2 separate regions of the Homo sapiens genome follow, and region 2 is linked to region 1. A link is a contact called in ENCODE Hi-C or POLR2A ChIA-PET data. All regions are on one chromosome and are shown on one strand. The core of a region is the stretch at or near the end of the contact, and the rest is flanking DNA. Distances in the headings are between cores, read along the strand shown. Region 1 holds the start of SPATA21 (spermatogenesis associated 21). Region 2 holds the start of EPHA2 (EPH receptor A2).

What was found. A loop is a pair of places that touch in the nucleus more often than their neighbours do. ChIA-PET counts read pairs that join two places held with the same protein, here RNA polymerase II (POLR2A). Pooled maps may share reads with other maps.
Region 2: POLR2A ChIA-PET joins it to region 1 with 14 read pairs in naive thymus-derived CD4-positive, alpha-beta T cell. The contact joins the promoter of EPHA2 here to the promoter of SPATA21 in region 1. A Hi-C loop is called at or near these places in 1 of 50 pooled maps. POLR2A ChIA-PET finds 5 or more read pairs at or near these places in 2 of 52 experiments (activated naive CD4-positive, alpha-beta T cell and naive thymus-derived CD4-positive, alpha-beta T cell).

Annotation. Positions count from the first base shown.
Region 1 is chr1:16,435,660-16,442,994 of GRCh38, reverse strand. SPATA21 (spermatogenesis associated 21) reads left to right here and starts at 5,571. Exons shown (of 13, transcript NM_198546.1): 1 at 5,571-5,867. It overlaps NECAP2 (NECAP endocytosis associated 2), which reads right to left and starts at 2,271. Exons shown (of 8, transcript NM_018090.5): 1 at 2,142-2,271. The coding sequence starts at 2,233. RefSeq lists a silencer at 4,671-4,841.
Region 2 is chr1:16,153,977-16,160,800 of GRCh38, reverse strand. EPHA2 (EPH receptor A2) reads left to right here and starts at 4,732. Exons shown (of 17, transcript NM_004431.5): 1 at 4,732-4,953. The coding sequence starts at 4,869. It overlaps EPHA2-AS1 (EPHA2 antisense RNA 1), which reads right to left and starts at 5,586. Exons shown (of 3, transcript NR_187275.1): 1 at 5,046-5,586; 2 at 3,622-3,830.

The DNA of each region.
Region 1 (7,335 bases), core at 4,322-6,821:
TGAATGGGTCCTTAGGAAGAAACCCAGGAAACCATGAACCTACAGCAATGCCTCTTTTGGCTCTAATTTGTTTGAGACGGGGTCTCACTCTGTCACCCGGGCTGAAGTGCAGTGGCGCAACTACGGCTCACTGAAGCCTCAACCTCCTGAGCTCAAGAGATCCTCCCACCTCAGCCTCCTGAGTAGCTGGGACTACAGGTGTGTACCAACACACCAGGCCAATTAAAAAAAATTATAGAGATAGGGTCTATGTTGCCCAGGCTGGTCCTGAAGTCTTGGGCTCAAGGGATCCTTCCACCGAGGCTTCCCAAAGTGTTGGGATTACAGGCGTGAGCCACCACAGCCAGCTGTTTTGACTCTTTTAAAGCATTAACTTCACATTTTAGTTCTAAGAAAAGGTCAGTTAAATCCCCAAATAGCAAGAACCGCAGGTGTTTCCAGGAGGCTTTTCTTAGAAGTCCCTATGCCAGTTCTCAAGAACCCTGGACGCGGCTGTCTTGAGGGCTGCACAAATGCAGATTCTCAATTCACAAATCAGCAGACTCAGTTCCTGTTCCTCTTACCAGGCCTGAGATTCAGGCTAAGGAGAGCTCCAAGACTTAAGTGCAGGCACTGGTAGTTTCCTCTAAGCTAAACCAGCCAGCCCTGACAATTCATAACCTCGCTCTCTGGGGCACCAAGAGGAACCAAATCCATCCTACTAAAGACCCAATAGGGGGCCGGGCGCGGTGGATCCTGCCTGTAATCCCAGCACTTTGGGAGGCCGAGGCGAGTGGACCACCTGAGGTAGGGAGTTCGAGACCAGCCTGACCAACATGGAGAAATCTCATCTCTACTAAAAACACAAAATTAGTCGGGTGTGGTGGTGTATGGCTGTAATCCCAGCTACTCGGGAGGCTGAGGCAGGAGAATCGCTTGAATCCGGGAGGCGGAGGTTGCAGTGAGCCGAGATCGCACCATTGCACTCTAGCCTGGACAACAAGAGGGAAACTCTGTCTCAAAAAAAAAAAAAAAAGACCCAACAGGAGATGGGGCTAGACGACCATCAATGGTTTGATGGTCCAACCACAGTTTGATGACAGAAAACAAATGTATTTTGGTTATTGTTGTTTTTGTTTTTATACTATTTTAAAATATGTCATGAATGTAATGTTCACTAACGCATCTTTTCACCATAAGATCAGCTATGAGCCCACGGTAACACAACTGGAAAGTAACAAGAGGAAATGTGGACGTTCCATCATTCTTGGGGTGCAGACCAATCCTGTATTTCCGAAAAACTTGGACAACCATCGCCTTCAAGAGCCACCCAGGCCCCCGCAAATACGAGCACTCCCCACCACCACTCAGTGGCACAAAATAGCCATAGGCCAGGTTGTCTGTATGAAGTGTATCTTTTTTCTTTTAATATTTTTCGTCGTTTTGATAGATAACGCATACAAAGAGTAGTAAAACGCAAACAGCACAAAAGGGAAAGGAAGTTTCCTTCCAAGGGCGGTTCCCCTCCCCTAGGGCAGTTTCCTGTGTTCCTTTGCAGAGATACTCAGTATGTTTACAAGCGTGTGTGTTTATTCGTCTCAGGTAGAGACCAGAGAAATATAGAAGGGGTCCTCCCAACTGCTCCAGGCTGTGATCAAGGGTGAAATTCGTGCGAAGGGATCTGGGTAGGAAGGGGTCCCTGGGCTTCGACCGTCACCTTAAAGCTCCCCGGGACCGGTCCTTTCAGCCGGCTCTGGGCTCCCTCCCCTCCTCTCGGGGATTTCCGTCTGTGATAGGGCACCTCCCCGCTTAAGGCTTTTCGAGGATCCCTTCAAGGCCACCGGTTAGCGCTGAAAGAGAAGCGTCTGTGACATCACCACCCCCGACCAAGTTTAGGGTACCCGGCAGCCCACCGGGGTCCCTAAGCGCTAGATACGGCTTTAACGCCCTCCCCGCCGCCAGGAGTCCCGTGCGTCGAACTGAGACGGGCGAAACTCTGGATCCACCTCCCTGCTCGGGCCTGGAACTGGAAGAAGCAGCAGCATTAGCTCCCCCTCGCCCCAAAACTGGCCAGGGCTGTCCTCGGTTCCCGCAGTGGGTGTGTCCGGGTGGCGGAGAAAGGGTTAAATTGGAGCTAGCCTGGTCTGGCGGTGGGTAGTCACCTGTAGCCACGGTTGGTAGCCCGCGGAGGGATGCGGTAGACGTGGACGTCAGGCTTGACACAGAGCACCGACTCGTACCCGCTCTCCTCCATCGCGACGCCTGGAGCCCACCGAACTTCCGGCGACTTCCACCGTTCCTCTGTCCGACGGACGGAAGCGGTGCGACTCTCTGACCAGGTTTCGGCTAGAGCGGCAGCTCGCGGGCCTCAGCACCGCCTCGTTTGTGCGCCCTCTGCTGGAAACCCGGCTCAAGACACGTGGCGGGCGACCTCCGGAGGCTTCTCCCTCCCTCCAGAGGCTTCTCCTTCCCTCCAGACACCCTCCGACGCAAAGAAAGCGCCCTGCGCCCGCCATGGACAGACCCCTCTGTAACCCGTGGTCTGGGTGTGGATCATCCCCATCGCTTCAGTTTCTTAGGCCTGGGGCCCAGTTGACCGAGAGGCAAAGCTGTAGCCCACCCTGCAGTATCTCTGTCCTCCAGCCTTTGCCTCGGCGCCTCCTCTGCCTGAATATCCTTCCCTCTCCTGACTGTAAGGCTCAGCTGGCACCTGACCCACCAGACTAAATAGATGCCATTACCCTACCACCCTCCATGCTTCCCCTAGGGGAACCCACTTATATGCTCAGGGCCCCGTGTGGCCAAACCTCAACAACGAGTTGTATTCAAAGAAGTAAAGTTTAGTAACACAAGTAATTTAAGAAGAATTCCAGGCCGGGCTTGGTAGCTCACGCCTGTAATCCCAGCACTTTGGGAGGCTGAGGCGGGCGGATCACCTGAGGTCAGGAGTTCGAGACCAGCCTGGCCAACATGGTGAAACCCCGTCTCTACTAAAAATACAAAAATTAGCCGGGCTTGGTGGCGTGTGTCTGTAGTCCTAGCTAGTTGGGAGACTGAGGCACTAGAATCGCTTGAACCCGGAATGCGGAAGTTGCAGTGAGCTGAAATTGTGCCACTGCACCTCAGCCTGGGTGACAGAGCGGGACTCTGTCTCAAAAAAAAAAAAAAAGAAGAAGAAGAATTCCAGTCTTAACTTCGATTTCTCCCAGAATATTCTGGGAGATACAATGTCTACCCTAGCCAAATTCTCAAAATCCCTCCTTCCCTACCATTCTCTCATTGAGTTGAGTGCCTGCAATGTGCCAGCCCCTATGTGGGGGTGAAGCTGATCCCAAACTTCTGATTCACTGAATACCCCAAACTTTCCCCACCCCTTCTTTCCTTTTCTCTCTCACTCTCCTTCTCCTTTTTACTTTTTTTTTTTTTTTTCTTCAGACAAAGTCTCACTCTGCCGCCCAGGCTGGAGTGCAGTGGTGCAATCTCGGCTCACTGCAACCTCCACCTCCCGGGTTCAAGCGATTCTCCTGCCTCAGCCTCCCGAGTAGCTGGGATTACAGGCACCCACCACCAAGCCTGGCTAGTTTTTGTATTTTTTTGGTAGAGACGGGGGTTTCATCTGGTTGGCCAAGCTGATCTTGAACTCCTGACCTCAAGTGATCCGCCCACTTCGGCCTCCCAAGTGCTGGGATTACAGGCGTGAGCCACCACGACTGGCCATTTCTACTCATTTTTTATAAGCTTTTTATTATAGGATTGATCTAACCACTTACATTTTTATTGTAAAATATACATAACATAAAATTTACCATTTTAAGTGTACAATGCTGTGAAATTAAGTACATTCACAATATTGTGCAACTATATCATGCTTTCCAGAACTTTTCATCATCCCAAACAGAAACTCCACACCCATTAGCAATAACTTCCCATTTCCTTCTGCTCCATCCCTTAGTAACCTCTGTTTTACTTTCTGTCTCTATGAATTTGCCTTTTCTAGATACCTCTTATAAGTGGAATCATACAATATTGGGCTTTTGTGTTTCTTATTTCACTTAGCATCAAGTTTTCAAGGTTCTTTCATGTAGCATGGATCAGAATTTCATTCCTTTTAATGGAGGGATAATATTCCATTGCATGTATATACCATATTTTGTTTATCCATTCATCTGTCAACAATTGGGATGTTATCACCTTTTGGTATTGGGAATCGGGCTACTATGAGCATTGGTGTTCAAACACTTGTTCTAGTCCTGTTTTCCATTTTCTTGAGTGTATACATAGGAGTGAAACTGCTGAGTTATACAATAATGCTATGTTTAGTGGTTTTGTTTTGTTTTGTTTTGTTTGAAACAGCATCTCACTCTGTTGCCCAGGCTGGAAAGCACTGGCATGATCATGGCTCACTGCAGCCTCAACCTCCCAGGCTCAAGTGATCCTCCCAACTCAGCCTCCCAAGTAGCTGGGACTACAGGTGTGAACCACCATGTCCGGCCTTGCTCACCTTTTTGAGGAGCCTCCAAACTGTCTTCCACAGCAGCAGCACCATTTACGTTCACAAGGGTTTCAATTTCTTCACATTTTTGCAAATATTGGTTATTTTTCTTTTCTTTTCTTTTCTTTTTCTTTTCTTTTTTTTTTTTTTTTTAGACAGGGTCTCTCTCTTTCTTTCTCTCTCTGTCACCCCACACTGGAGTGCAATGGTGCGATCATCACTCACTGCAGCCTCAAATTCCCGGGCTCAAGGGATCCTCCTGCCTCAACCTTTTGAGTAGCTGGGCCTACAGGCACACACCACCCTACCCTGCTATTTTTCTTACTTTTTGTAGAGACGGGGGTCTTGCTATGTTGCCCAGGCTGGTCTTGAATTCCTGTCTTCAAGAGATCCTCCTGCCTCAGCCTTCCAAAGTGCTAGGATTATAGGCATGAGCCACCATACCTGGCCTTATTTTCCAATTTTTTTTTTTTTGAGACTAAGTCTCACTCTACCACCCAGGCTGGAAGACAGTGGCATGATCTCAGCTCACTGCAACTTCTGCCTCCCAGGTTCAAGTGATTCTCGTGCCTCAGCCTCCTAAGTAGCTGGGATTACAGGCATGCGCCACCATGCCTGGCTAATTTTTGTATTTTTAGTAGAGACGGGGTTTCACCATGTTGGCCAGGCTGGTCTATAACTCGACCTCAAGTGATCCACCCACCTCGGCCTCCCAAAGTGCTGGGATTACAGGTGTGAGCCACCGCACCCAGCCATTCAGAGCACTTTCAGTTCTGTTCAGTCTAACAAAGACAGGCATCGAGCACATACCCTATGCCAGGTGCTGAGTACTGGGGTCACTGGGATGTGGCCAATCCAGCTCCTACCATCCTGGAGCTCGCAGACTGGAGGAGACAGAGAGAAAAGCAGTCATTGGCAAAGCAGAATGAAAGGTACTGTAATGAAGCAAATTCACAGGGGCCTGTGGGAGCAAAGAGAAGAAACCCCACACAGTCTGGGGAGAGTCAGGGAAGGCTTTCTGGGAGAGAGTACCCTGGCCCAATAATCACTGTGAGGTTGGCAAGGCAACGATTGTTATCTTCATTGTGTAATGGGGGCCACTGAACCAGTGACAAGCTGGGGGAAATGACACTGTCCAGTAGTTGGAGGTCACACAGCCCCTTGCCTTATTCTCAAACCCTAACCACATGGCTGGATATTCCTGAAATGCATTCCTAAACCTCTGCTGCTGAGAATAATTGGACCTGCCATCTATTCCCAGTTTAACTGCCCTGTATACCAAACAAATCCAATTCAAGCCAACAGGCAAAGTATAGGCTCAGACAGAGCCCATCCTATGTGCAAGGCGGTGAGCAGGGGTGGAAAATCTCACTGTGACTCATCCAGCTGATTTCTGGTAGGTGCAGGGCCAAGGTGGGGTGTAAGGTGAACAAGCTTTCCCTGACGGCCTCCAGACATATATATGATATGCCACTTATCTTTATCTGCTGTATTTTCCTGCCATCATAGATATTTCCAAGAGAAATTCTCCCATTTTTCAGATGAGGAAACCACTTATAAAAGGGGCACTCAATACCCAAAGAATTTTGAAAAAGAACAAAGTTGGAGGACTCACACTTCCTGATTTCAAAACTTTTTATTTATTTATTTATTTATTTGTTTTTCCATAGGTTATTGGGGTACAGGTGGTATTTGGCTACATGACTAAGGTTTTTGTTTTTTGGTGTTTTTTTTTTGTTTACATTAGTAATTTTTTTTGAGACGGAGTCTTGCTCTGTTGCCCAGGCTGGCGTGTAGTGGTGCAGTCTCTGCTCACTGCAACCTCCATCTCCCAGGTTCAAGCGATTCTCCTGCCTCAGCCTCCCAAGTACCTAGGATTACAGGCAGGCACCACCATGCCCAGCTAATTTTTGTATTTTTAGTAGAAACAGGATTTCACCATGTTAGCCAGGGTGATCTCAAACTCCTGACCTCGAGTGATCTGCCCCCCTTGGCATCCCAAAGTTCTGGGATTACAGGCGTGAGCCACCTTGCCCTGCATGAGTAGGTTCTTTAGTGGTGATTTGTAAGATTTTGGTCCACCCATCACCTGAGCAGTATACACTGCACCCTATCTGTATTTTTTTTTTTTTTTTTTGAGACAGAGTCTCACCCTGTCATCTAGGCTGGAGTGCAATGGTGCGATCTCGGCTCACTGCAACCCTCCACCTGCCAGGTTCAAGCAATTCTCCTGCCTCAGCCTCCTGACTAGCTGGGATTACAGGCATGTGCCACCATGCCCGGCTAATTCTGTACTTTTAGTAGAGACGGGGTTTCTCCATGTTGGTCAGGCTGGTCTCAAACTCCCAACCTCAGGTGATCTGCCCGCCTCGGCCTCCCAAAGTGCTGGGATTACAGGCACGCACCACCACACTCAGCTAATTTTTTGTATCTTTAGTAGAGATGGGGTTTCACCTTGCTGGCCAGGCTGGTCTCAAACTCCTGACCTCATGATCCGCCCGCCTCAGCCTCCCAGAGTGCTGGGATTACAGGTGTGAGCCACCGCACCAGGCCGATAAATGGGACTTTTACAAAAATTTAAAACTTCTGTGCTTCAAAAGACAAAAAGGTGAAAATGTAATCCACATAATGGGAGAAAATTTTTGCAGATCATATATATGATTCAGGACATGTATCTAGAATTTATAAAGAACATTTACCGTGCAATAATAAAAAGACAACCCAGTATAAATGGACAGAGGCAGGCTGGGTGCTGTGACTCATGCATGTAATCCCAGCATTTTGGGAGGCTGAAATGGGAGGATCACCTGAGCCCAAGAGGTCAAGGCTATAGTGAGCCACGTTCATGCCACTGCAGTCCAGCC
Region 2 (6,824 bases), core at 3,483-5,982, 280 kb after region 1:
CTAAAAAAAAAGGAAATGAATGGAGGAAACTAATTTAGAATGTCACCATCAAATGTGAGCATCTAAGGCCAAGCACAGTGGCTTACGCCTGTAATCCCAGCACTTTAGGAGGCCGAGGAGGGCGGATCATGAGGTCAGGAGTTCAAGACCAGCCTGACCAACATGGTGAAACCCTGTCTCTACTAAAAATACAAAAATTAGCCAGGTGTGGTGGCGTGCACCTGTAATCCCAGATACTCAGGAGGCTGAGGCAGGAGAATCACTTGAACCCGGGAGGTGGAGGTTGCAGTGAGCTGAGATTGCGCCACTGCACTCCAGCCTGGGGGACAGAGCAAGACTCTGTCTCAAAAAAAAAAAAAAAAAAAAAATTAGCATCTATTGAGCAGAATGTGTGGGGAACTGTTCTACCTGTTGCTGGATTCATACCCTGCCTCTGAGGGATTTACAGTCTAGTTGAGAAGATAGTTCAGAGGCTTTGAAAAACAAAAAAGAGTTCAGTTGGTTGAGAGCAGGGTGCTGGTAGGCATGTAGCATGGAGGCCCCTGGGGCTCTAGGGGGGGCCTGATCCCTGGGGGTTTCACCCAAGAGGTAGTAATTAGACTGACCTTAAAGATCCCAGCTGCGGAGAGTTGGCACATTCCAGGACGGGGCACTGCTCTCCAGGTTCAGTGGAATTCAGAGGCAATGGTTGAGGCAGGTACCCATGAGAGTGCGCGCTGGATCTAGCCTGTCTGGGCCAGAATGCCAGCTCCAAATTTTACTTCCAAATTTGCTCTTCTGCAAAATGTGGGCAGGAGCAGTGGCCACCTCCCTGAAGGTGTCATGAGAACTAAGTGGATCAGTACAGATAAGTGCCTAGAACTGGGCCCGGCACATAGTAGTGCTTCATAAGTATTGGCTACAGTTTTTTTCTTTGCTTTTCTTTTTTTAAAAAAATTTTGTTTTGAAACAGGGTCTCACTTGGTTGCCTAGGCTGGAGTGCAGTGGTGCAATCACGGCTCATTGCAGCCTTGACCTCCTAGGCTCAAGCAATCCTCCTTCCTCAGCCGCCCGAGTAGCTGAGGCCACGGGTGCTCACCACCATGCCCAGCTAATTTTTTTTCTTTTTTCTTTTGTAGAGATGGGGTCTCACTGTATTGCCCAGGCCGCATTATTTTTTTTCTGATGCTCTTGGCCAAAGGCAGGCACAGATCAAAGGTGGGGTAAGTGAGGCCATGGCTTCAGCATTCACCTTTGTCATCTCCTTGCCCCCAGTACCCAGCCCCAGCTAAGTCCTAGCAAAGGTGGGCCCCTAAGCAGGCTGGTGGGCCGGAGGCAGGGATTGGCAGGAGAGGCAGTCACACACAAACACACACTCACTCGGGCTCCACCTGCCTGTACAGGAGCCTTGTCTGCTGCAGTGGCGCTGAGGCCCTGAGGGCTCCTTGGGGCCTTTATGGGGTAATTCCATCTCCATTAGGGCTGATTATGTCACTATAAATACCGCGTTTTGGTGCCGCTTTATAAGACTCACTGAAGAACTTTCCTCCTTAGCACCCAGTCACCTAGAGCGGGAAAGACTCTGAGTCGGACAGGAAAAGAGGGAAGGGTGTGTCATTAAATGGGTGACTAAAAGCCAGGGAAAAGCCAGGTGGAACACCCTCTTGCCACCACCTGACATACCACTCCTTTCCATAGGCCTCTGTTCACGTCACATGCTGCAGATGAGCAACACCCTGCCCTATGCTCTCAGCCCCCAACTTGTGCACATACTGCTGGGCACACGCCCCACAGCCATCAGGGCCTGCCTGCACCCCTGCCGTGTGTGTGCTTGGATTCAACCTTTTGAGGCCACACATGGAAACCCACACTTGCCACCAGAAGGACCAACCAACACTACACACAGAGACTTTCACGCAACACAGAACTCGCAACACTGTCATTCACTCATTAGTTCATTCATTCAGCGGAGGCTTGCTGAATATCTAGTATGTATCAGGCACTGTCTGTTTTCTTTTTTTGTTTTTGGCTCTCGCTCTGTCACCCAGGCTGGAGTGCAGTGCCGCGGTCTCGGCTCACTGCAACCTCCACCTCCTGGGTTCAAGCGACTTTCCTGCCTCCAACTCGAGCAGCTGGGATTACGGGCATGCGCCACCACGCCCGGCTAATTTTTGTATTTTTAGTAGAGACGGGGTTTCACCATGATGACAAGCTTGGTCTCAAACTCCTGACCTCAAGTGATCTATCTGCCTCGGCCTCCCAAAGTGCTGGGATTACAGGCGTGAGCCACCGCGCCTGGCCCAGGCACTGTCTGTTTTCTACAAACATCCCTGTCCTCCTGCAGTGTGTCCTCTAGTGACACATCTGACAGATGGAGCCTGCAAGTGGCATGTAACACACATGTACAAGCAGTGGCTTCCACACAACTCACATGGAGTCTTACACACGCCAGTGTCCCTAGCCCAGAGGCTCCAATACAACATGCAAAACACTTATCCAAACCACGTACTACACACATGCTCACACTCATCCACACACCCCATGTGCCTGTCCACAGAGCCCTGGGCACAACACATGCCCTGCTCTCCACGGATGTGGCTTCCTGTTGCTGAACCGCATGTAACCCAGTAACAGCTGAGATTTCATGCGTGCTTTCTGTAGTCCTGGCCCCTGTGGTTTACATGCATGACTTTATTTGATCTTTACAGTAACTCTCCTAAATAGGCTTTACATCTTTCCAGGAGCAAACTGAGGCTCAGAAAAGTGAAATAACTTGTTCAGAAACTCATGGGCTGACTCCACATCTACTGTGAAGTATGGCACACTCACAAATACATGCATACACAAATCCACACTCACATGCACTCATACACAAATCTCTCACACCCACATGCACACTCATACACACATCTAGACACATCCACACAATCCACAAAAACACACACAGACACACACTCATACCCAAATCCTCTCATGCCCATGCACACACACTTATACACACATATACCAACACTTTTTTCTTTTTTTTTTTGAGACAGAGTCTTGCTGGCCCAGGCTGGAGTGCAGTGAGTGGCGCAATCTCGGCTCACTGCAATCTCTGCCTCTGGGGTTCAAGTGATTCTCCTGCCTTAGCCTCCTTAGTAGATGGGATTACAGGTGAGTGGCACCACGCCCAGCTAATTTTTTTGTATTTTTAGTAGAGACGGGGTTTCACCATGTTGGCCAGGCATGTCTGGAGCTCCTGACCTCAAATGATCTGCCTGCCTCGGCCTCCCAAAGTGCTGGAATTACAGGCCTGAGCCACCCTGCCCAGTCACATACAACACTTATGTCCATACACACACTCACACACAGTCATACATACATCAACACTCTCATGTCTATACACACGAATGCACATTCAACAAAATCTCACACCCTCATACACATGCACTTATTCTCACAGGCACTTGCACACTCACAGGCTCTCAGAGGACCAAGGCTCTCCTCCCATCCTCTTGGTCAAAGGCTTTAATTATCCCCAACGCCTGTAATTAACCCTTCCTCTCTTCCTGCAGGAGAGATGTCTGGACCCGCTTCCCAAGAGTAGGCACCAAGGCGAGAGGCCAAGATGTCCACATCCGGCAGAGAAGACCCACGTACCTGGGTAGCAGGTCCCGGGCATCAAAGCGAGGATGGGGTCAGAGAGGAAGAGGTAGGCAAAGGGAGTCTGGGGCCTCCCAGGAAATCAGGCCTGCCACAGTTGCTCTTCCTGGACTGGTCAAATGGTGATTGGCCAACAGGCAGCCGTGGGTGGCTGGGCAGGCGGGCCAGAGCAAATTTCCCGTTTGTTTCACTCACACTAGCCGCTTCTGTCAGGAAGGGAGATGAGCTCATGTCTGAGGAAGTTTTGTGAAGAGGCCTTATCAAGGGGCAGGTGGTAGGCAGGTGTCCTCCAAACTGTCAAAACCTATCAACCCATGCCAGGGTCGGGGGCCAGGGGTGCCCCTTGCCCCCTTCCCCAAAAAGAAGCAGTGGTTCAAGCAGAGACCACCAGGATTCAAATCCTGCTTCTACTACCCGTGAGCTGTGCACCCTTTGGGCATGTTGTTTCTGCTCTTGGAGCCTCAGTCTCCTCTTCTGTAACATGGGGATGATGACCCCTGCCTCCCAGATGAGAATTATTAATAAATAAGATAGTGCATGTCTGATCCATTCCCAGAGGAAATGAACCTATTCTCAGATCATAGTAGGCTTATAGGCTTCTGAACAGAGATACTCTTTTTGACCATCAGCAGCTTGATATACTCTTCAAGGGTTTTAGGAAGGAGGGCATCCAGGTCTATTTCTGGGCCACTCTCTCAGGCCTGCTGCTTAGGAGGCAACTGCTTATTGGACCCCCAATCCATTTCAGCTCAGACCTTCAGGCCAGCGTTGAGCTCAGTCGCATTGAGCTCAGTCTCAGAGGTGAAGGGCAGAATGGGTATGGCTCAGCGCAAAACCATTAAACGTTTCCACCGAGGATACCAGGCTCAGAGATCCCTGGGGGCTAATCCGTAGGGGCGCTGGCGCTTTGAGACGCTCAAACTTTGGAAGGCCTGCGGGGAGCCCGCGAGTCCAGAGGGCCCCAAGGTCCTCCTCCAAACCCCTCCGGACTTCCCCTCCCTCTCCTCCGGGTGCCAGCCCGGCCCCTTTAAAGACATTCCTGAGGGCGGGCGTTGGTGACGTCACGCAGGGCATGAATGAACAGGAGTCGGTTCTCACCCAACTTCCATTAAGGACTCGGGGCAGGAGGGGCAGAAGTTGCGCGCAGGCCGGCGGGCGGGAGCGGACACCGAGGCCGGCGTGCAGGCGTGCGGGTGTGCGGGAGCCGGGCTCGGGGGGATCGGACCGAGAGCGAGAAGCGCGGCATGGAGCTCCAGGCAGCCCGCGCCTGCTTCGCCCTGCTGTGGGGCTGTGCGCTGGCCGCGGCCGCGGCGGCGCAGGGCAAGGAAGGTGAGTGCGCGCGGCGTCTGGACCCCTGGCCCCCGGGCCCCAGTGCCCCCTAGAGCCCGGCGCTCCTTGACGCGCGCAACTTTGGAACCTACCTGGTGTCGCCCAGTCCCGGCGAACTGGAGTCCGGAGGGCGCACGGGCTGCGATCGAGGCGAGCCCTGGCCCCCACCCGGGGTCATAGGGGCTCCGGAGAATAAGCGGTTTCAGCTTGGTCGCACGGGCCTCGGAGGCTGCGGAGAAGAGGACGCGGCGCAGGCCACGCGGTTGCAGTCCAGGCGGCGACTTCGGGAACGCGTCCCGGCGGGGGGCGTGGGGAGTCCCCTAGAGAAGGGGGTGTTTGGGCAGCTTTCCGCGGGCTCAGCTTCTTAGTGACCTGAATTCACTAACCCGCTTGCCGAGGTTTTGCGGAGAAGGCATACTGTGCAGGCCTCGCATTTTGGGGAGGGGGCTCGGGCGGGCGGGAGCCCCCTGTCGAAGCCCCTGTTCCCTGAGATTTTCTCCACGCCCCCCTTCACCTCCAGTCCCGGGGGAGAGCGTGGAGATAGGTTCGGGCCAATCCCTGCTCACACACTCCTTTCCCTCCTTCCCAAGCCGCACTCCCGGGCTCCCGGGGCAGGTTAGGGGCCGCGAGTGCGGACAGGAAGTCCCAAAGTCAAGCGTTCTGAGCAAGGGTGACTCAGAACGAGGAAATGCGGCAGGTGGGGGTGCGGCCTCCCAAGGTGTGGAGCTGTCAGCCCAGGGCCACCAGGGAGTCAGGACACCCGGGGGTGGGGGACTGAATCACCCACCCCCGCCCCAGTGTTCCCGGAGCCGCGCCGAGTGAGGGGCCGCAGACTTTGCTCATGGCGCAGCGGGTGCGTGGTGGGGGTGTTGTCCCTCCGCTAGGGTCAGGGCGAGGATGGGGGCTCCTGCCCTGGCCGAAGACCTTCCTGTCCACCCAGCCCAGGCCAGCTTCAATTTCCAACAGTGAGGGCAAGGCTTCCCCTCCTGCCTGGGCAGAGCGAGGTTTCCGCAGGCTCCACAAGGGGGAAGCCGGGAGGAAACTTGGGCCGGTGAGAAGTTTCCTTCTTTTTTTTTTTTTTTTTTTTTTTTGAGACGGAGTTTCGCACTTGTTGCCCAGACTGGAGTGCAATGGCGCAATCTCGGCTCACTGCAACCTCTGCCTCCCGGGTTCAAGCTATTCTCCTGTCTCAAGCCTCCCTAGTAGCTGGGATTACAGGTGCCCGCCACCAGGCGCGTCTAATTTTTGCATCTTTTAGTGGAGACGAGGTTTCACCATGTTGGCCAGGCTGATTCTGAACTCCTGACCTCAGGTGATCCACCCGCCGCGGCCTCCCAAAGTGCTGCGATTACAGGCATGAGCCACCACCCCCGGCCTGTTTCCTTCTTTTTCTGCCTCCCAAACTGGGTTTGGAGGTTTTGCTGTTCTGTGTTGGGAGGAAAAGAGGCCGGATCTGGAGCCGTTGGGCAGTGGCAGGTGTTGGGGGTGGCATCCTGTCTCAGTCTCTGGAGTGACAGGGCCCGGGTTGGGGTCTCAACCGGGACTTCTGGTTGCAGGAGCTCATGGCAAGGATTTCTGCCACCCTCAATATCCGCCCCACCAACGTTTGGTCCTCCCCCTTCCTGGGGGACTGTGGTTGGAGAGAAGGGGAGAGACAGCTGGAATCACTATAGGCCTTTCTCCTCGGCTGCCCATGGGGGGGTGGGGGATTAGGCGGGTGCTTTGCTGCTGCAGTCCCCAAGCTGGCCTGGAAGCCTGGAGCTGCCTTGTCCTTGTCCCCTGTGTCCACCTCTCCCCAGCCTGTGTGATTAAACCCCACCCCCACACCCCATGGGATGCAGGGGGAAAGGCTTGTGTATTGCACTGGGGTG